Linked DNA regions of Homo sapiens: all the other regions are linked to region 1. A link is a contact called in ENCODE Hi-C or POLR2A ChIA-PET data. All regions are on one chromosome and are shown on one strand. Each heading gives the region's core, a stretch centred on a gene start or an enhancer-like site at or near the end of the contact. The rest is flanking DNA. Distances are from core to core; before and after follow the strand shown.

Evidence for each region. A loop is a pair of places that touch in the nucleus more often than their neighbours do. ChIA-PET counts read pairs that join two places held with the same protein, here RNA polymerase II (POLR2A). Pooled maps may share reads with other maps.
Region 2: a loop to region 1 is called in a map of CD4-positive, alpha-beta memory T cell, with 8 times the contacts of the local background. The contact joins two enhancer-like sites. A Hi-C loop is called at or near these places in 1 of 168 maps with a recorded cell type or tissue (CD4-positive, alpha-beta memory T cell), 2 of 37 single-sample maps with no recorded cell type and 9 of 50 pooled maps. POLR2A ChIA-PET finds 5 or more read pairs at or near these places in 2 of 52 experiments (BJ and GM12878).
Region 3: a map with no recorded cell type shows a loop between it and region 1 (1.8-fold over the local background). The contact joins two enhancer-like sites. A Hi-C loop is called at or near these places in 3 of 37 single-sample maps with no recorded cell type and 2 of 50 pooled maps.
Region 4: a loop to region 1 is called in a map of naive thymus-derived CD4-positive, alpha-beta T cell, with 4 times the contacts of the local background. The contact joins the promoter of LINC02156 here to the enhancer-like site in region 1. A Hi-C loop is called at or near these places in 1 of 168 maps with a recorded cell type or tissue (naive thymus-derived CD4-positive, alpha-beta T cell), 2 of 37 single-sample maps with no recorded cell type and 1 of 50 pooled maps. POLR2A ChIA-PET finds 5 or more read pairs at or near these places in 1 of 52 experiments (BJ).

The regions. Positions count from the first base shown.
Region 1 is chr12:46,671,858-46,677,789 of GRCh38, reverse strand. No RefSeq gene overlaps it. Among named protein-coding and RNA genes, the nearest start is that of SLC38A4, 150 kb to the left of the region's middle. Within about 2 kb of position 3,494, at least 3 of the 41 ENCODE cell types and tissues checked have a DNase peak (open chromatin) inside an H3K27ac peak, as active enhancers do.
Region 2 is chr12:47,392,993-47,398,911 of GRCh38, reverse strand. No RefSeq gene overlaps it. Among named protein-coding and RNA genes, the nearest start is that of LINC02156, 19 kb to the left of the region's middle. RefSeq lists a silencer at 1,075-1,124. Within about 2 kb of position 1,296, at least 2 of the 41 ENCODE cell types and tissues checked have a DNase peak (open chromatin) inside an H3K27ac peak, as active enhancers do.
Region 3 is chr12:47,310,998-47,316,165 of GRCh38, reverse strand. No RefSeq gene overlaps it. Among named protein-coding and RNA genes, the nearest start is that of LINC02416, 40 kb to the left of the region's middle. RefSeq lists an enhancer at 3,298-3,347. Within about 2 kb of position 3,230, at least 3 of the 41 ENCODE cell types and tissues checked have a DNase peak (open chromatin) inside an H3K27ac peak, as active enhancers do.
Region 4 is chr12:47,412,314-47,417,879 of GRCh38, reverse strand. LINC02156 (long intergenic non-protein coding RNA 2156) reads right to left here and starts at 2,872. Exons shown (of 2, transcript NR_149087.1): 1 at 2,648-2,872.

The DNA.
Region 1 (5,932 bases), core at 2,245-4,744:
TCCTTTGGGGTCATAATCTGTTAAAGAACTATTCAGGCCAAGCTGCCACTGCACTAATGTCTTAAATTTAGAGAAATAGCCCTTCCAGTCTTTACTTTGTTCTCTCCTCACAACAGTATTGAAGTATTCATGTTGTGGGGGCTGGGCTTGGAGATAAATCGCAGCAATACACTCAGTGAGATCACAAAAACTGCCTCTCCCTTTGGTCTCAATAGAGCCTCTGGAAAAAGGCCCCTTTGGAATGTGGTAACAAAACCTTTCTTTGGGTCACCAAACTGTCACCTAAATTTGTTGTATGAATATCCTTAAATATACAGCTGATTGGGGCACTAGACTTTAAACCAGCAATTATTGACTTGGATATTGTGTTTAATGTATAAAAACAACTGCCTTTTGTTTCTATAGATTTCAAGTCCTGGCAGGTTCCTCGGGCCAGGGTGGCCCAGCCTACAAATGCCTGGCTCCTGAACAGAGGGGACCCAATGGCTATTTTCCAGGACAGATGGAAGTATCAGGACTGGGCAGCTACTGTTGCTCTTGCTGAGTCGCTAGAGGCGACATCATCTAATTTGCTTGGTTTTCGCTTGTACCCTCTCACTCAATGCTTTCTGTGTAAAAGCCCACTCATTGTACCTTCTTCTAGTTTCTCATCTTAAATCAAAAAGTTAGTCCTTATTCAGACCAATCTACCATTTGTGACTGGATCTATCTTCTTTGCCTCTCTCCCAGGAACCTCCTCAGCCTCCTAGAAACAGGCTTCTGCAAGCCATTACAAAGCTTGGCAGGCACGCCCAGGCGTGACTAGAGTTTAGGAGTGGGCAGAGTTCATACTACAGCTATTATGATCCCATCTTCAGTTAGTTAGGATGTGGCCGAAGAGCTTGCACTGGTTATTTCCACTAGTTGACTCTTACCAACAATTAAATTTCAGAAACACCCTTCTAAGATATCATTTTGTATTAGAACTACATTAAAAAGTCAAAGGTGTCACAAGTGTCAGGAGTATTATGAAGAAGGCAGTTTATCTCATAATCTAAGGATTATCTGTCATAAGACAAGTTTCTATCTCATTTTTGGCAATGCTGAAACTATTCCTTTTCCTGATTCCTTTTCAGGTAAAGACATTCATTCATTTCTGCTGAGGGCAATATTTCATGAAGACTTGTAATGAATAAAACAGTGGCATTTGTGTGGTTTTGAAATTGCTCATACTTATACAGATATTTACTTTGTGAACTAAATATGGATTTTGAATAGAGGCATGTAGTGACTTAGATGAATGTAGACTCCGGGTTGAAATAATGAAAAGCTTGGAGGAATGATTGAAGCAGTGTTCACTGAGCTGTGCATGTGAAGCTACATGCACCATCCTTACATTTAATATTGTTTAGTGTTCTGGAATGATAGTCGATCATGATGTATTTCAGTGGGTTAGAGTATTAATTATACAAACATGCCTACCAAAGCCATTAAGTCAAGAAATTAAGAAAGAACTAGGTATGGCAAATATACAAGGAGGGCTGTTCTGAAATATTGCCCTGAGAGACTAGAATTTCTTTCTTTCTTTTTTTTTTTTTTCTTTTGAGAGAGGGTCTCACTCTGTGCCTGGACTGGAGTGCAGTGACGGCATCTCAGCTCACTGCAGCCCTGACTTTCCGAGTTTATGTGATCCTCCCACCTCAGCCTCCGGAGTTTCTGAGACCACAGGCGTGCGCCACTACGCCTGGCCACTTTTTTGTATTTTTGTAGAGATGGAGTAGTGCCATGTTGCCCAGGCTGGTCTCAAACCCCTGGGCTCAAGCGATCCGCCCACCTCGGCCTCCCAAAGTGCTGGGATTACAGGCATGCGCCACGGCGCCAGGCTGGTTTAACTTTTAAAACTGGATTTTCTAATAGAGCCTCAGTCAAATCAATTGACTCTCTATCCCCCTCTCCTGGAAGCTATTGGTATTCAGTGGTTTAAAAAATAAATTAAAAACCCCTTGCTGGAGCATTAGAAATTTTTTTGAAAATTCCAATATTCACCCTTTGCTTTCAACTATAACTTTACAATGCTTTTATCTTGATTCCGGAATTTATTCATTCTTTATAAAGAATTCATCTCTCATATAATTCTTAAGACTACATATTGAAGAAAAAGTAAAATAAGAATTTAAAACTCTGATTATATAGTAGACTCATACTTCATTTACTTTTTTCAGTTACTGTACTTGCTCAACTAAATACCATTTAACGATTTATTTGTTTTGATAAATGTCATCTAAGGAACACCAAAAACTTTGGATGTGTTTAATTCCACATGCTATTTTCCTCCTCCCATCTCTCCCTCCACTTCCCTCATCCCCAATCTGCCCTCATTCCTCACCCCTCACCACCCTAGAGAGATATCCTTGTGCCTGTCCAGCCAGGGACCATCATTCTCTTCTAAATCAAGGTGAGAAAACAATCTAACAACATCTTAACTAACCTTAGAGAGTGAGTAGAGAAAAGCATCAACACCAAACCATAAATGGGTGGCTTAGGTTGATGAATTGTAACCTTTTTCAAGCATTGTGGTCAGTTCTCTAAAAATGCTATTTACAAAAAGGAGATCCAGGGCTAAGACCTCCATTTTTAAATTTCATTTCAAACAAGGCCGTTTTAATAATCCATGGCCTGCAATTGCCATGCCAGACCTGTGGTAGTTACTGACTCAGAGCTTTGCTGAATTACCAAATCCTCTTTTATGACACTTCTGGTATTTTCTTTACCTGTGTCAGCCTCCTTTCCTTCACGAGTCACGGTATAAGCACAAGGCTGTAGAACCTGCAGGTTCAGAAACCCAAATACCACATTGCTCCTTAAGCTAGTATATTCACCAGGAGGTACCTCTCACTTTCCCTCTCAAATCACTTTCAAATGCTCCAGCTTCGATTAGTCATCATGTGATGGTGTCTTTTATTTCCAAAATTTTTTTTAAATATTAAGTGACAGAACATTAAACTTATAAGATTAATCGTCCTAGGTGGTTCATTAGAATTAGCTCTGCTACTTCATATTCACATTTTTTTTTAACCAGTCTCTAATTATCTAGCTGAAACTCTTAATGCTTTGGATGAATAGCCTGGCTCAAAGACATTTTTACTTCCTATAAAATATAATTTGGATTCTGGAAAGGTGTTATGAATGCTACATTAGTATTTAAAATGTCACAGAAAAAGAAATAGATTAATGCTAAGATTTCGTTTGAAACAGCTGTGGAAATTTTGAGACATTATCACTTGCCTCTAGTTAGAAAAATATTAATTTCTAATGATTCCTATTAGACATTAGGATAAGAAACTTTTAAAAAGAAACAATTGGAGACTTTATCTTCTTTAAGGGCATAGTTTCTTATTCGTGTGCCAAAAAAAATAGATCTGTTGCATCATGAAGACTTTATATAATAAAAAATGTTCCCTCCTGGCACCACTGCCACACCTCACCAGCTCCTCATGAACAGTGAGCACCTGAAGGTCATCCATTCTTCTGAAGAGCTGCTCCTACATTCCAATTTGCTGAATTACAGTTTGTTCTCCATATTGCCATCAGAATTGCCTTTCTAAAATGCAAATTGATCCTGTCAGTCCCTGTTTAATTGCAGCTCCCTCTTGTCCTTCCTTAAGAAAACCTTTCTATCTGTTCACCTAAATGTTTCTAGCACCTCGTGGTGTATTTCACATAAAATTATGGATATATGGGTAGATGGATGGATGGATGGATGGGAGCATGGATACAATTAGCAGATTTTCCATAGTACAGACTTCCAGCTTCATACAGGATTTGGTTGACAGCAATTATGGAGCCTAGTGCAACTTCCCACTAAAATAAGTGCAAAGAAAAAAACAAAAACTCACAACATCATAAACTAACATTTAAAAGCGATTTAATTGTGTTCAGAAAAATACACCCAAGTTTTGCCTCCTAACGCATTTAGACTTCATCTCATGAAAAAGAGACTTCATCTCATGAAAAATCTCATCTCATGAAAAATCTGGGACAAGCAAACGCATCTTCACCAAATTAAGCTAAATAAACTAAGTGTTCAACTTAAACTTAGGAAAGAAAACTGCCAGGAAGAAGGACAAATGAGTTAATAAAGATAAAAGCAGATCTTAATTAGCTAGCATAAAGCCAGTAGTATATTAACAAATCCAAAAGTTGGTTCTTAAAAAGACCAATAATGTGATTATATTTTGATGATATATCATGAAATTGGAAACAATCCATCAATATTAGCATGAATAAATAAATTGTGTTCTAATCACACAATTGGATACTATACATTAATATGAAAAATCTGTAGCTGCATGCACTGTATTAGTTCATTTTCACTGTGCTTTAAAGAAACACCCAAGACTGGGAAAATTATAAAGGAAAGAGGTTTAATTGACTCACAGCTCCACATGGCTGGGGAGGACTCAGGAAACTTACAATCATGGTGGGAGGTGAAGAGGAAGCAGGCACCTTCTTCACAAGGCATCAGGAGAGAAAAAAGAGTGAGGGAGAAACTTCCAAACACTTATAAAACCGTCAGATCTCATGAGAACTTATTCACTATCACGAGAACAGAATGGGGAAAACCACCCCCATTGATCCAATCACCTCCCTGCCTCGACATGTGGAGATTAAAGGTCCCTCCCTCGACACATGGGGATTACAGTTTGAGATGAGATTTGGGTGGGTACACAGAGCCAAACATGTCACACCAACACACTTGACTCTTAAAAATACGATTTCAGGCAATGGATTCCAGACCAAAAAAAATTACATATTATATATTGTATACTTCTATTTATAAAAATTTCAAAAACAGAAAAATAATCTATGGTGTTAGAAATAAGGATACCTTTGAGGAGAATTATATATAATGGATACTTTTCATTGGTAGGGTGCTTGTATGTGTCTGTATGGGAGATTCTTGAGATGCTGGTAATATTCTATTTCTTGACCTAGGTCGTTACATGGATATGTTTGATTTGTTTTAAATATTAAGTAATACACTTTGATTTCTGCATTTTTAAATATATATGTTATACTTCAATTCAAAAAGTTTTAAAAATTAAATCAAGAACAGAAAACATTTTAAGAACAAAATATATTCAGAGAAAAATATCAAAATACTAGTAATGAAAATAGCTAATATTTATTGAGTACTGTATTAGTCTGTTTTCATGCTGCTGATAAAGACACACCCGAGACTGGGAAGAAAAAGAGGTTTAATTGGACCTGCAGTTCCACATGGCCTGGGAGGCCTCAGAATCATATTGGGAGGTGAAAGGCACTTCTTACATGGCAGCAGCAAGAGAAAATGAGGAAGAAGCAAAAGTGGAAACCCCTGATAAACCCATCAGATCTCGTGAGACTTATTCACTGTCTCGAGAATAACACGGGAAAGACCGGTCCCCGTGATTCAATTACCTCCCCCAGGTCCCTCCCACAACACATGGAAATTCTGGGAGATACAATTCAAGTTGAGATTTGGGTGGAGACAGAGCCAAGCCATATCAGGTACTTACTATATGTACAATATTATGCTAAGTATCTTATAACATATGACCTTATAATAGACCTAAAAGGTACCTACTTATTAGCCCTGTTCTACAAGGGAGTAAAATGATTCTTGGAATGGTTAAGTGACTGCTAGAGGCCACACGGTTCAAAGTTCCTATTCTCTACCACTCTTTCATACTGCTTCAGAATAGCTCCAATTCTCAAGGCACAAATTATTTTATATTTAATTACATGCTCTTTAAATTGTTCTAGACAAACGGTTTCAAACTTTGGATTTCAAAAACTATGAGAGCTAAGGGGAAAAGTTGGAGAGACCAACATGGGATTGCCAGGTTTTAATTTTTGTAGTAGAAACATTCTTTTTTATTACCATTTATCAGCAGAATCATTTTGCAAAAGA
Region 2 (5,919 bases), core at 47-2,546, 720 kb before region 1:
CTCTAGCAAGATTAGGAAAATTTTCTTGAATTATTTCCTCAAATATGTTTTCCAGGTTGTTTACTTTTTCTCTTGTCTCTCAGGAATGCCAACAATGCATAGGTTTGGTCACTTGACATAATTCTATATTTCTCAAAGACTATCTTTAAAAAATTCTTTTTAACAAAATTTTTGTGTAAGTGGGTTAGTTCAAAAGACCAGTCTTCAAACTCTGAAATTCTTTCTTCTGCTTGGTGCAGTCTATTGATAAAACTTTCAGTTGTATTTTGAAATTCCCTAAGTGAGTTTTTCAATTCCAGAAGCTCTGACTGATTTATTTTTAGGATGTTTTATCTCTTCTTTCATTTCCCAGATTACTTTAGAAGTTTCCTTGTGCTGATTTTTTTTTTTTTTTTTTTAGATGGAGTCTTTCTTTGTCACCCAGGCTGGAGTACAGTGGTGTGATCTTGGCTCACTGGTACCTCCGCTTCCCAGCTCAAGTGATTCTCCTGCCACAGCCTCCCAAGTAGCTGGGACTACACACGTGCGCCACCACACCCAGCTAATTTTTTGTATTTTTAGTAGAAACAGGGTTTCACCATGTTGGCCAGACTGGTCTTGAACTCCTGACCTCAAGTGATCCTGCTGCCTTGGCCTCTCAAAGTCTTGGGATTACAGGCATGAGCCACTGCACCTGGCCTGTGTTGATTTTCAACCTTGTCTTGGATCTTATTGAGCTTCCTTGCAATTCATGCTTTGAATTCTTTATCTGTAATTTCTGGGTTTCCATCTGGGTTAGGGACCATTGCTGGAGAGCTACTGTGATCTTTTGATGTTGTCACATTCAGATTTTTCATGGTTCCAGAATTCTTGCTCTGATTCCTTCTCATCTGGAAGTGCTGGCACTTCTAATTTTTGTAATTATTTTTGTGTGGGTAGGATTTTTGTTTTTATTTCTTTCCCTATAAAATTATTGCCTTTTCTTCTTTTTCTTTCCCTTCCCCTCTTCCTACACTCTCTAGATATTACACGGGGCTGTGCAGTTAAACAGACAAGCCAGTAGATGTCACTTATGTGTAAGAGCTGGTTGTGGCCAACATGGCTGGGTATATACCCGATCCTTGTTTACTGAGAGGAGCTCTTTGTTGCCTCAGGCAATGGGCTCATTTATGGAATGCACAGTGGTCTGAGCTCTCTTCTCAGCTCCAGGGAATGGAGGGGTGGGGCAAGATGGGTGGAGCCGAACTTGGAAGGCCCAGTTACACGTCCCCTGATGGCAAGCATAAGCACCAGTGCCAAAGGAGAATCCAGTGGGCTGCCACCAAGTTTCTAGAGGTGTGCCTAGGCATGGAGCTAGGAAACCTCCTCAGCCCCAAGTTCTCTGGATGGGGATGGGTGTCAGCCTAAACTCCTAATCCAGGAGAGTGGTGCTCCAGGGTCCTGAAGATCTCCCTGGCCATGAAGCAGAGAAAAAGTCCCCTGCACCAAGATCTCTGTACAGGAGGGGTGGGGTGACTTCAGCTGCTGAACCAAGCAAGAAGGTGATTTGAATGTCTGGAGATCTGCTTGCAGTGGAGGGGGCCCTACTGTACCACAGTCTATGCACAGGAAGGGTGGGGGTGGCTCAGGCTGCTGAACCAAGAGAGCAGGTGCTCCAAATGCCTGAAGATATGCCTAGGGGTGAAGCAGGGAGAGCCACCTGCACCAGGATCTCTGCACAGGAAGAAAGGGCCAATTAGACTTCTAGTCCATGCTAACAGGTGCTCCAAATGCCTGCAGAGTTGCCTACATGTGGAGCAGAGAGGGCCCTATGAAACTTGGTTTCATTTTGTCATTGGCAGCTGCTATGGTTTGGGTAGGATTTGTTTGTTCCCAGCAAAACTCATGTTGAAATTTGGTCCTTGTCTTGCGGGGTTGGGAAGTAAGCCTGTGGGAAGTACTTGGTCATGGAGGCAGAGCCCTCATGCATGGCTTGGTACCCTTTTGTTAGTTAGTAAATTCTTTGTCTGGCCAGACTAGGTTCATTGCTGAGAATGGATTTCTTCCCTTGAGAATAGGTTGTGGTAAAGCCAAGATGCCATTGGGCTCTGACTTTTCATAATTCCCCTTTGACCTTCTCTACCATGTTTGGACCTACCATGTGGCTCTCACCAGAGCAGATGCTAATGCTATGCTTCTTGTACTTCCCAGCCTGCAGAACCATGAGCTAAATGAACCCCTTTTCTTTGTAAATTACTGGGTCTCAGATATCCTGTTACAGCAACACAAAACAGACTAAGTGAGCAGCACAGCCACCCTTTGTGATTCAGGGGGCAGATTCTCACCTTCAGCAAATCAGTTTGGGGATGCCTGCAGGAGCTGTCAACAAGGAAGACAAAGAATGTCAACAAGGAAGACAAGGAAGACAAAGACAAAGATATCTCGGGTTCCATCCTTTCCATTTTAGCTAGAAAAAAAAAGAGAGAAGAAGATGTATGGTGAGATACAGTTGCCCCATATGGGTCTTTTAAGAAAGAAGGGAAGTCTGATTCAGTGAAAGTCCCACAGTAATTCTGAAAGGCTAGGCCAAGTGCTGGCTTCTGTCACAAGTGTCCTGACAGCTACCCCAGTCTCTACCCAAGTTTTGGTAACATTTTTCATATTTCAGATGTTTTTACAAATCCCCATTACTCAACAGTGATTGATTCCTAGTTTTATTTTAGTTGAATTAAAAACGAGTCATTGGGCTGGGAGCAGTGGCTCATGCCTGTAATCCCAGCACTTTGGGAGGCCGAGACAGGTGAATCATCTGAGGTCAGGAGTTTGAGACCAGCCTGGCCAATGTGGTGAAACCCCATCTCTACTAAAAAAACAATTAGCCAGGCATGGTGGCAGGCAGCTGCAATCCCAGCTACTCAAGAGACTGAGGCAGGAGAATTGCTTGAACCCGGGAGGCAGAGGTTGCAGTGAGCTGAGATGGCATCATTGCACTCCAGCCTGGGAGACAAGAGCGAGACTTCTTTTAAAAAAAAAAAAGAGTGATTTTGTACTATAGGAGAAAAATTCATTTGTTGTTAAAAGAGGTACATTTTGAATCTCCATGGGCACCAAGAATAAAATCACATATTTTCAAAATGCAGACACTTTGATGTTCTTAATGGTTTACAAACATTTTCAGCCTGAAATAATTACTTAATTTTTTTCAAATTTTAAGTAAATTTTTTATTGAAGTATGACATGCAATCAGAAATGAGCACAACTCATAAATGTATAGCTTGTGAATTTTCATGAAGTGAACACATTTGTGTTTCACTGTCTGATCAAGAAACAGAACATGACCAGCCACTGGAACTCCTTGAAACTCCTTTCAATTGCTCCCCACCCCCCATTATCACCATCACCACCCGACAATGGTAGTAGCTTTGCCTGTTTTTGAAATTTACATGAATAGAGTCATATAATATGTCCTCTTTTGTGTCTGGACTCTTTTGCTCAATAGTATATTTGTGAAGATAAAGTTGTGGACCAAGGGCAAGGGAGGATAGGCATTTAATTCAGAAGACTGCTAGACATGGGGTCCAGACAGGCAATGACCTTGGCCCTGCAGCAGTGCCACCAGGGTGGTGAGAAAGACTGGAGCAGGGAGGATAGGAAGAAGTTGGTTAACTCGCACAAAGTTACAATTAGAGAGGAGGGATAAGTTCTGTTGCACATTCAGATGACTATGGTTAAGAGTAAATTATTGTATATTACAAAATAGCTAGAAGAGACACTTTTGGATGTCCTTACCACTAAGAAAGGATAAATTCACAAGGTAATGGATATGCTAAATGCCAATTTGATCATTATACAACATAGATGTATGGAAATATCAAATTGTATCCCATAACTATGTACAGTTACAATGTATTGATTTAAAAAAAATTAAGAAGAAAGACTAGAGTGAGGCCTACCAGATTTGGACTTTACTAAGTTCCACACTTTGATACTCCTGATATAGAATTCCCACCCCCACTCCCCGGGGTCATTTCGACTGTATTTGGAGGTACACTGACAGCACTCACTGAAGGAGTTATTACAAGTGTAGAGAGAAAAATCAAGGATGACTCTTCAGGTCTTTGTGTTTTTTTTTGAGACAGAGTCTCACTCTGTAGCCCAGACTGGAGTGCAGTGGCTTGATCTCGGCTCACTACAAGCTCCGCCTCCCGGGTTCACGCCATTCTCCTGCCTCAGCTTCCTGAGTAGCTGGGACTACAGGCGCCCACCACCACCCCTAGCTATTTTTTTGTAGTTTTAGTAGAGACGGGGTTTCACCGTGTTAGTCAGGATGGTCTCGATTTCCTGACCTTGTGATCCACCCGCCTCGGCCTCCCAAGGTGCTGGGATTACAGGCGTGAGCCACTGCGCCCTGCCGAGAAACACGTTTTTAAGGGGTGCTAAACAAATGCTTTGTTTTGGACAAGGTAAATTTGAGATGTTTCTTAAACAAAGTCCAAGTGGATCTGGAGCTCTGGAGTATAGTCAAAGCCTGAGTTAAAAATGCTAGGAATTCCTAGCATGAGGTTGGCTTTTAACTCTATGGAGGGGCACGGTGAGACTACAGGGTGAAATGAACATCATGTGGCATCTCAGAGGAAAATCCCCTCTTTTTCCCCATCTCTTCCTCTACAACCTACACTCACCTCGGGATGTGATTCACTCAGACTCTAGGCCCACGTCCTCCCCTTGGTCCCCTGCCTCTTCAGTCTTTCTCCTCCCCTCACCCTTCCCCTCAGTTGGTGTTACAAAAGTTCAAGTAACCGGGGAAGAGAGAATTTTCCTGAGAAAGGAAAAAGGTGGCAAAGGTAGGTAGGGAGGTGGTGGGGCTGGTTCTTGGAAAATTCTCTTTGACTGTAAAAGGGGAAACAAAAGCAGCACACAATCCAGTTAGTACCAGTGCACATACTAATACTTTTTGACCTGTCACACTTTTATTGTGGTTGTTTCTGATGAGCTGCCCCTGGAATTTTCTTGAAAGCAAGAAAAATTCCTATGTTCCTAGGGAATTCCACCATTACGTTAAACCAGAGAGAGCTTAACAAAATATATTTGTTGGATAAATTGCCTTTTCATCAAAAGTACTAAATTACCTGTGTATTTATTCAATATTTAATAATTCAACAGCAGTGGAGTAAATGTTTACTGAGCCAGTACAGTATATTTGTGGATGTGTGCACATGCGTGTGTGTGTGCGTGACTTGAACACTCATAAGTAGACTCCTACATTGTGGAAGCAATGATATTTGGGAGTAGAAGAAGAATCCTGTCTGATTAAACCATCTCTTCATTGTTTAAGTGTTGGCACCCTTTACTGGTAAGTACTTGTTTTTCAATAACAAGGATGGGATGTTGGAATGAAGCTCTGGCAATCCCTGGTAATGAAACTGAAGAGCAAACGTGGCTTCCCCCTCAGATATTTTTGGCAATTAATTCACTTATATCCAACCTCTAACAGATGTAGCACTTGGGGGGAAAGAATAACTTCCTTCGTGCCTAGATTCCTTATCTTCTCATAATTAAATCATAAACAAAATAAAAGATGAAATGAAATATACATCATTGCCTTAAGAAGAAATAGAAATGCAAATGAAACGGCACAATCTGTGGATTGACAGACTCACCAGGAGTTCGCATCTGGGACTTGGCTGGCTTCCAGAGTATTTGCTTGTTCATTTCCTTACCCTCTCCTCCCTCCTCTTTCAGTCTCATTGCTTTGCCCTGACTTGAGTCCCTCTGCTCTTTCTTATCTTGCCCTGGATGGCTATTTCTCTTTCTTTTGTACGATGAGTATTTTCACATTTCCTTAGGACAGTACTGCAAAATAAGGTCAGGTTATAAAAAGAAATTATATATTCTGCTGGCAAAATAACAAATTGACAAGTCAACGAGGGCCTAGGCAAATTGATTTTTGAAAAAAACGAT
Region 3 (5,168 bases), core at 1,981-4,480, 640 kb before region 1:
CAAAAGTTATATATGTAAAGTGCAGAAAATCTGGAAGTTTGACAATCCCACTATTGTTAACATTTTGATGGCTTTCTTTCATAAACACATAATAGATTTTTGTAAGATATTTTTATTCTGAGCAGATAAATACAGTATCAGTCCAAACACTTTTTCACCAGCCATCCGTCTAATCTAACTAAGGAGTTATTAGATGATAAAATAAAGCAGATTATTCAATCCAACATCAAACATGTTCTGAAGATTTACTATGTGCTCCACACTTTCTCCTCTCTGGGATGGGTGAGAAGAGCACAAAAATAAATAAGACACATCCTTGCTTTGTCAACATGATTAGCAACCAAGATAGAGTTGCTTTAGCCTCCACAGGTATATTGCCATTCCAAACACAGTCAGGCTTAATAAATAAAAATAGAATACATATTAGGTAGACAACTCAGTCTCTACCATGTCACCTGAGTTTAGCCATGCATGTCTCTTTAGGGCAACCATTTTATATATAAGAGATGTCTCAGCTTCCCTCCCTGGAAACTCTTCTCTTCCCTCTCTAGGATCAGACACATGCTCTCATCAGTACAGTTAAGGATCAGATGAGAGATGAATTGGGCTTTGTCAATTCCCATTCCCATTGTTGCTTACTATCTTATCAACAAAACTAAAACAAGCTTAAGGAAAAATGTTTCATCTATGTTAATTTTCTCTACTCCTTTTTGTCATAAAAATAAAATAAATTATTTTTCATATTGTCCCTTTCCTGTGTCCTCTTAATCTTTGTTTTTTGCACAAAATTGCAGTATGGTTTACTTTACTTTTGGGGTCCAATCCCAGGCTGAGGTCCTGACCCTTGAAATTCTTGAAAGCAGAGACACTCAACTACTGGCTGTTGTCAGATGCTGTGAGGACCTGAGCAGTTCTGGGTGAAAACCCAGATAGGGAAGTTGTTTCTCCAGTTGATGAACACACTGTAATTCTTATTTGGGACAGAAAAAAAGGTGTAGGAAGATGTTATGACTATGTAACAAATAGAAGCCTGGGCAACACAGGGAGACCACTTCTCTACAAAAATTTTTTAAAAACTCAACTGGGCACGGTGGCTCATGCCTGTAGTCCCAGCTACTCAGGAGGTTGAGTTGGGAGGATTACTTGAGCCTGGGAGGTTGAGGCTGCAGTGATCATGTCACTGTGTCACTGCACTCCAGTCTGGGTGACACAGCAAGAAGACCCTGTCCCCCAAAACAAAACAAAACAAAAACAAACAAACAAACAAAAAACTCAAATAGACCTAGAATGTATTTAAAAGGAAAAGTAGCACCAGTTGGAACTCTGATGGTCAAAAACAAAAACAAAACCCTCATCTGCCTAGGTATACACCCAAAAGAATGAAAACAGAGATTTTAATAGATACTTGAACATCAGTGTTGATAGCAGCATTACTCACCGTAGGCAAAAGATGGGAAACAACCTCACTGCTCTTTGACAGATGAATGGATAAACAAAATGTCATGTAAATATTCATCCTTAAAAATGATGAATTTTTAAAATGATGAATAGTCAGACATGTGCTATAACATGGATGAACCTTGAAAACATCATGCTAAGTGAAATAAGCCAGGCAAGAAGGGACAAATATATGGTTCCACTTATATGGGGTACCTAGAATAGACAAGTTCATAGAGATAGAAAGTTTGATAGAGGTTACCGGGGACTGAGGGACAGGGTGAATGGAAAGTTACTGTATAATGAGCACGGAGTTTGGAATGATGGAAGAGTCCCGGAAATGGATAGTGGTAATGGTTGCATACATTTTGAATGTACTTAATGTCACTGAATTGTGCACTTAAAAGTGGTTACAATGGTTTTATATTATGAATGTTCTCCATCTTAGTACCTATCAACTCTTCCTGCTTGCTACAGGCTTTCCCTTTCTACCCTTAGGCAGGCATGGCTCTCCCTGAGTCAACAATATGCAGCCCCTAGGGTGGCCACAAGCCCAGGATCCCTCCCAGCCTGAAGGAACTGTACTCATATTGCCCTGGGTTGGCAGCCTGGGTTCTCTGCTGAGTTACCCCAAAGTGGTTTCAGGACAGCACAATTATTTATTAAGTAGCTCTGGTGCTGACCTTAAGAAAAAACAGAACAACGAAAGTATTAAGCGTAAAACCTTTCTCTTTTAATGAATGAGTAAATATTCATGTTATTATTCCTAGAAATAAGAACTCTGTCCGCCTGGGTAACATAGTGAGACACCATCTCTACAAAAAAATTAAAAAGCTAGCCAGGCGTGGTGGCATGCGCCTGTAGTCCCAGCTACTTGGGAGGCCTAAGGCAGGAGGATTGCTTGAGCCTGGGAGGTTGAGGCTGCAGTGAGTCATGGTCATGCCACTGCCCTCCAGCCTGGGTGATGCAGCAAGACCTTGTCTCAAAAAAGAAAAAAAAAAAGGAAGAAAGAAAAGAAAAGAAAAAAGAACTCTGAAGACCTTGGGAAAGAATGGTACTTAGTAGTTAGAGTTCTGTATATAAGGAAAATATTTCCAAATGCTCTATGAGGTCTGGAAAGTTATTTCACTAAGTACATTCAAAGTTGCAACAGGAGATCATTTTTTGCTGGATGGTTTTAATAATAATATACAGTGCCCCATGTATAAAGAGCTGTAGCTAATGGCAGCCATAAGGTATGTAAGCACAAAAGGGACATGTGTTTATGCTGAAGGTTTTGATTTCAAAAATAAGGCCATGTTTTAAGTTATTAGAGAGCACGATTCTTATACTATCAAGGTATTACAATGCTTTGGAGATGTCCATTAATTTATGGGCTTTTGGATTCCTGTAAGTGCTTACTTCATAATTCCTGGGTCTATATTTGCCTTGAATATCCATCAATATTCCACAAGTACTTGCTGCAACCCTATCCTCCCTACAAGCTCCCCCAGTACAAACATACAAAATTGATAAGACTCAAGGTCCTCTCTTGCCACAATCAGATCATTAACCTGCGCTGCCAACCAGAGTTTCATGGTTCTTTATTTATTTATTCATTTATAATATCTAGGATTATAGTCTAAGAAGCAGGATTCTCCAAGGAAAATGGTCACACACACACACACACACACACTCTTACATTATCACTGGCTCAGCCGGCTGGGATTAGACTTTAACTCAGGCCCTTTATTAAAATGAAGTTGCAAAAGGCCAATTTCACTTCCTCTTTCCAAGAGGTGTGAGATTCTTGCCACATCCCCAGGCCCCTACATGTTCTGTAGGTAGAAAGAAGCAAAATAATCTCCAATATGTGCAAAGTTCAGAAATCAGGGCTGCCAGAAGACAGACTGGCTATGATGGACTGTCATTTGGTATTACTAAAAAAAAAATCATGGGTCATTTACCAAAATCTCACTTTATATTCAGCTATTTTAGTATCACATTGACAAAGTACAGGGTTAGAAATACAAACAAATTTAGAAATGAGGAGGTAAAGCTAGGGGAAAACTAAAAGGCTAGAGGGTGGTTCATATAAAACCTAATTTAAAAATCTATGAGATTTTAAAATACGTGGGGAGTTTACAATCTAGTCTCCTATATTAACACTTCTGAACATTACACATAGTTAGCCATCAAATATTTATTGAGTTCTTCTAATGTGCCAGCCAATGCTCTAGGTGCTGAATATAGTGAACACACCAGAAAAAGTCCTGCCCTTAAGGAGGTTATAAGGCGGAGATGACAATGAACAAATAAACATACAAGGTGAATAACACATAAAATATATAATAAATGTTAAATAATATAGACTATGAAATATGAACATATATTAATAAACTTTTATTGTTCATTATATATTAATAAAATATATAAATATATTAAATGTTATATAAAATAATGAAAATATACAATAAATCAGGCAAGTATTATGACAAAAATTAAGTAGGATAAAGGGCAGTGGTGTACCTAGTGCATCTGACACCCTGAGCAGATCAATTTTTAAATATCTGCCTCCTTTATATGACAAATTATTATATGAAAAATTATATTAAATAATCGTGAAATGAAACATGCAGCAGAGTCTAAGAGGGCCCCCATGATGCCCACTGGTATGATTTGGGTCTGTGGCCTGCCCAAATCTCATCTTGAATTGTAATCCTCAGTGTTGGAGAAGGGGCCAGGTGGGAGGTGATTGGATCGTGGGGGTGGATTACCCCCTTGCTGTTCTCATGATAGTGAGTGATTTCTTGCAAGATTTGGTTGTTTAAAACTGTGTGGCACCTCCCCGCTCTCTCTTTGTCCTGCTCCTGTCATGTAAGACTTGCCAGTTTCCCCTTCACCTTCTGCCATGATTGAAAGTTTCCTGAAGCTTCTTCAGCCTTGCTTCTTGTACAGCCCGTGGCACTGTGAGCCAATTAAACATCTTTTCTTTACAAATTTCCCAGTCTTAGGCAATCCTTTACAGCCGTGTAAGAACAGACTAATACACCCACCTTATGCTATTCATGTCTTGTGTAAATCCCCTCCCCTTGAGTGTGGGTGAGACTTGTTAATTGCTTCTAACCAGTAGAATATGGCAAAGCTGATGGGATACGATTGTGCAACATAAAATTGTACCCCATCTTGCTTGGAGATGCTCACTCTTGCTAGCTTTTCTGGGTAGTGGGAGGGAGATGGTCTTGATCTCTTGTCCAGGCTGGAGTGCAGTGGCATGATCACAGCTCACTGTAGTCTTGACCCCTTGGGCCCAAGCAATTCTTCCACCTCAGCCTCCCAAGTAGCTGGGACCACAGGTGTGTGCCCCTGGCTATTTTTTTCTATTTTTTGTAGAGTCTCATTATGTTACTTAGGCTGGTATCAAACTCCTGGGCTCAAGTGATCCTCTCACTTTGTCCTCCCAAAGTTTTGGAATTACAGGCATGAGCCACCACACATGGCCTCTTGCTTACTTTAAGAAAGCAAAGGTCATGTTGAGAAAGCCCCATGGCAAGGAGCAGAGGGCAGTCCAAGACCAATATCCAGCAAGAGACTGAGGCCCTCAGTCCAATATCCCATGAGTTACTGAATCTTGTTAACTACTACCTGAGCTTGGAAGTGGATCCTTGCTCAGTCTAACCTCAGCTGACACCTTGATTGCATCCTTGTGAGACCCTGAAGTGGAGGACACAGTCAAGCCATGCCCTGATTCC
Region 4 (5,566 bases), core at 1,623-4,122, 740 kb before region 1:
CCTGGAAATGTCAACAATTGGATATAGTATAAGAATTTTAAAAGTAGATTTTAAAAGCACAAAGGCAAATTTAAGTTCAATATTATGGATAATGCAGTATTCTGTATTTAGTAGCAATGAGATCTTTCAGACCTTTCTTTATTTTGAAATATATTATCTTCTAAGGAGTGTAAGAAAGATAGCCTCTGTCTAAACCAGGGGCATGAAAATTACATCCTCTAGGAATTTGAGGAAACATTGCAGAGGGCATTTGACTGCCTGGAGTCTGTCGGAAAGATAAGGCTTTATATGCTTCAGTAATATCCTAGAGCAAAATAACAGCCACTGTTGAGCACTGATTTATGTAACACCCCAGTGTACCGGGCACTATTGTATATGATACCCCAGCGAAATAGATATTATTACCATCTTCGTTCCCAGGATTATAAAGTTGAGAACAAGAACAGTGGGGTAACTCGTCCAGTGTCAATTATCTAGTGCATGTTTAAGCTTGCATAAAGCCCAGATATATTTGACTCCCATCTGTAGTCATGGCCACTGTCCCTGTTGCTCTTGAATAAAAGATTGAGGGATCTGTCTTAACCTGTTCACACTGCATAACAAAATCTATAAACTGAGTGGGTGGCTCATAAACAACAGAGATTTCTTTCTCACATTTCTGAAGGCTGGCAAGTCTAAGATCAAGACAGATTTGCTGTCTGGAGAGAGACCACTTTCTGGCGTATAGATGGCATCTTCTTGCTGTGTCCTCCCGTGGTAGAGGGGGCGAGGGTCTCTCTGGGGTCTCTTTTTATTTTTTTATTTTTATTTATTAATTTTTTTTTGAGACGGAGTCTCGCACTGTCGACCTGGCGGGAGTGCAATGGCATGATCTTGGCTCACTGCAACCTCCGCCGCCCAGGTTCAAGCAATTCTCCTGCCTCAGCTTCCCCAGTAGCTGGGATTACAAGTGCACACCACCACGTCCGGCTAATTTTTTGTATTTTTAGTAGAGACAGGGTTTCACTATGTTGGCCACCCTGGTCTCGAACTCCTGACCTCGTGATCCACCTGCCTTGGCCTCCCAAAGTGCTGGGATTACAGGCATGAGCCACCGTGCCCAGCCTGGGGTCTCTTTTATAAGGACACTCATCCCATTAGTGCCATTAGCTCTGCCCTCATGATCTGGTTGCCTCTAAAAGGCCCCGCCTCCTAATACCATCACCTTGGGGCATCGGATTTCAACACATGAGTTTTGTGGAGCACAAACATTCAGAACATAGCAGGATCCAATGATTAATTCATTTTGTGAATTGTTACTTGCAGTCCTATAACTATGCCACAGTGTTACCTTAGAACGTTAATTAAATGTGAACTGCTCTTCCAGGCCAACGATAGTACAAAATCTACAACAATTTTTAGTTTCAAGTATTTTACCTGACACACTGAAACTTTTCCAAAGCATGAAAACATATTTTTTAAATGTTCTTCAAATTGAGTGGATTTCATCTTTCTCCAGTCACCTACTTAGAACTGAAATACTCATGTTTGTTGGGGAGTACAGCCTCAGCTTTCAACTCATGAGATCCAAAGAGACAGTGGAACCAAGTAGCTCTCTTTTTTTCTTTTTTTGTAGGTGAGTCAGAAGCCAGCCTGTGTGTTACAGAAGGAAGTTCTCCCCTCTGCCTATGAGCTCGTTTTACATCACCCAGGAGAATCTTTCAGACTCTAATCATATTGGCCAAGGTTCTTCCATCACTAGCATGACTATTGACAGGAGAAAGTATCAATAGAACAGGACATGTTCAGATTTAGAAGGTAGAGCAGAGTGAAACAAAGTGAGTGTAATAATTCCTACAATAGGCCGGGCTCGGTGGCTCACGCCTGTAATCCCAGCACTTTGGGAGGCCGAGGCGGGCGGATCACGAGGTCAGGAGATCGAGACCATCTTGGCTAAGACGGTGAAACCCCGTCTCTACTAAAAATACAAAAAAAATTAGCCAGGCGCGGTGGCGGGTGCCTGTAGTTCCAGCTACTCAGGAGGCTGAGGCAGGAGAATGGCGTGAACCCGGGAGGCGGAGCTTGCAGTGAGCCGAGATAGCGCCACTGCAGTCCGGCCTGGGCTAAAGAGCGAGACTCCATCTCAAAAAAAATAAATAAAATAAAATAAAATTCCTACAGTAATTTTTATGTACTTCATGGTAGTACATAAAAATTGTGAAAATGAATATGCTGCGTGGAGTTTTTTTTTCTCCCAGTGGACACACAACATTGAATGATTCATTCACTGTTGGAGCAGAATTTTTTACCCTGGATCAATTGTGTGCCTTCCTGATGATACTTTAATAGAACAAGTGGGCACAGAGTGACAGATGATGACGGGAGGCTCAGACACAAAGTAGAACTACTGTTGCCTGGAGCCAAACAAAAATTATACCATTTAAAAACTCAGAATCCAAGAGCTAATATGTTGTCCACAAAAGAACAAAAGGCAGAAAGTTTATGCTAAAATGAGGTAAGTTATAAATGTCAGTAACTCATAAAATGGGTATGTCCCATTGGGACCTAAAGAGTTAATATATAAAAGGAAACAGATTGAGGTCAGGTAGCCTCATGAAAATCTCAAATGCTGTGACACAGAGACAAACGTGGTACTGACGACTCATACCTGGGCTTGATCCAAGAGGCCTTTTCGAAAGTAGAGGCCTTTGTCTCTCCAGACCTGAGCCTCCTTTTTTGAAAGGGACTCTCTCTGATGTCCATGGAGTTGAAAGAGAAGCTCTGCTTTATTGGAGAAACTCCTTTCTACAGAATCACCTGCACGAAGGCAGACATTTGCAGGGAAATGAGACTGGCTTATATGATTAATTCTATCAAATGGATTTAAAATTAATCCACAGAAAGATAGAAAGAGGAAATGACACTCTGACAATAGCAGGTCTTCATGATGTTCTTTCCCCCATAATTTACTCCAAGTGAAGGTAGAAACCAGGACACAGAACTTTTGTCACAGATGGAAAAAGAAAAAGGGATGCCAGTCATTTTGTTCTAATTCATTTGCATTAAAAAAAAAAATCCTTCCCTCCTGGTTTCCATAGCTACTCCACCCCCTCAGTCTTCATTTGTAACTTGTCTGAGGGACAGGTCAGGGACTAGTGGCACCGGTGCCTTCTCACCCCCACCACAGAAGAGGGTGTCAGAATCACATGCCCTGCATGATGCTAATCACCCCAGCGCCCCCGACAACAGCAAAGCAAACCCAAACAGAACCCTCTCAACCTAAACAATCTTCCTTTCCCCTTTTAACTCTGAAGCTCTTATAAAAAACAGATATTTCAAGGATGTCCTTTAAGCTAAATACAAACTAGAACATTGAGGTAAAACACAATTATCTGCCCTAAAGTAAAAATATAGATTTTTAATATTTCCAATAAATATATTTCAAATCACCAGTTTGAGGTGTGGAATAAGTTCATATTTATTTTAGTGTTGAAACCATAGTAAGTGGAAAAAAAAAACCCTCTAGGTTGACAAGAAGACCAATCTTTCTCCTAGGATTTCCCTCCCCAGTTGATTTCTAGGGACCCTCAAGTCCATCCTGGTGGTTTTTGGTCACCACCACCCAGGAACACATTCTCTGGTCCTCACTTCATCTTCTCACACCTTCCTGAAATTGTTCCTGAAGACTGTTTTCTTTCCCATGACTATTCATTCCAAGTGTCAGTAGCCTTCCCTCTCTTAATGTTCTCAAAATAGAAAGAAAGGGATCCAGGCAGGGATATTAACAACTCTTTACTGAATGTCCAGGAATGTTCATTCTTGAGAACCTCAGGCCCTGAGTAGAACCTCAGGGTCTATGCCAAGTTCCTGACAAGCTCACATGGCATGGGATGATCTCATCCCCTACTAGGGAGAAACCTCTGGAGCCAGGGCCCTAAACCCCTCTGCTCCTTGTAAACAGAAATGTAAAGGTGTAATGAGCAAACACATGCAAAGACCTTTGCACACCTGGTACATAGTGCTTAATAAGAGATAACTGCTACAATAAAGATTAGGAGCTAGAAAAAGGCAAAATTTGCCTTTGGTTGTCATTGCTTCTTCTTTCTTTGATTCCCTTCCTTCCTTCATCTCTCTGCACCACAATATATCTAATTTTTAGCCCCTCAGTGCCTAAAGTCCCCTAGGTACTGCCCCAGTAGCTTTCAACTTCTGCTCAGTTAAAAACATCAATCCCATGTCTCTTTTTTGTCAGGTCTTTAATATAATGTGACAGTAGTTGACACCAGTTCCTCAAAGGAATGGTTCAGAACCACATAAGAACCTTGAAAATAGGGAATTTCTGTCTTTTTGCAAACAGAATGGTATCAATGTAAGTTTCAATTATTAAGGTGTTCGGGAAAGGTCGGAAGTCTCTCTTGGCCTTTCTGATTGTGCCACTTAAGCAGGTGATTGCCTGTTTTATTGTTTCCAAATAACTTGCCACAGGATATCCATTTAGCTGGTCCAAGGAAGAAGATTCATATTTCCCTGACTTGTAGAAATATGTGTTGAAGTTTGGAGGAAGAAAAGGGCTTGCCCTGGAGAGTTAACCACTGATCTGTGGAATAAACTTTAATTTTCTTCAAATAAAGGAAGCAGCTTTTATCTTCCACAGAAAACTCCATCTCTTAGTCTGGCATCGCAGCAAATTTCCTAGGCTAAATAGAGCATTGCCAGAGCTTCATAGTAGATCCTTGGGAACATTTACATAGTGTAAACCTAATTCCCATACAAGGACCGTGTGGTCTATAGTGTAGGGAAGCTGGTGTGGCAGTGGGATGGCAATAGTGGTGGTGGTGGTGGTGGAGTGTGTATGTGTGCGTGTGTGTGTATGCACCTGTCAGAGATGGAAAGCAGAGTGAAATAAATGAGTCAGTTCATTACATCTTAAAGTTTATGGAGCTCTCCAATTTAGCTCTAAAAAGAAACCCCAGAAGAAACAAAGGCAACCTTATTTTGTTGGATCTTATTACAACCATTTTCAGCCAAATAGAGCTTGTTTCACTTTGATTTTACAGGAAATAAACTTAGCATCCCATAGAGCTTAGTGATTGTGGAGTGCTACTGTCATAAGAATTAACCATCTGCTGAATATGTAGGCAAGAGTTGTTACTGTCTAGATTTGAAGATAGATCTTTCCATGGATTCAGATGATTTCAGAAAAATTTTTATAATGAGAATTAACTCTAAATGAGCCATCTGCCAGTGGTCTCTGGTCCAAACTAGAGCTGCCTCAGCCACACTGATCAAATACCTCTGAGTAGAAAGGATCCTTGGTCAGCCACACCAACTGGATGTGTGCTCTGAGTGCTTGTTAGTTTGTGTTTCTAATCCTACATGAGTTGTGGTTTGTCAGCAGTTTACATATTAATATTAACAAAAGGGAAAAGACTAAATTATTGTTTACAGATTATCTTATTTTACAATGAGAAAACCTAAAACATTAATTAAGAGGTCAGAATAAAGTGGCTAGATACATTAAAATCAGCATGTAAAACTGTGATGAGGAAAATGGTGCATCCCAGCTTGGCTGTGATAAGATCTTAAT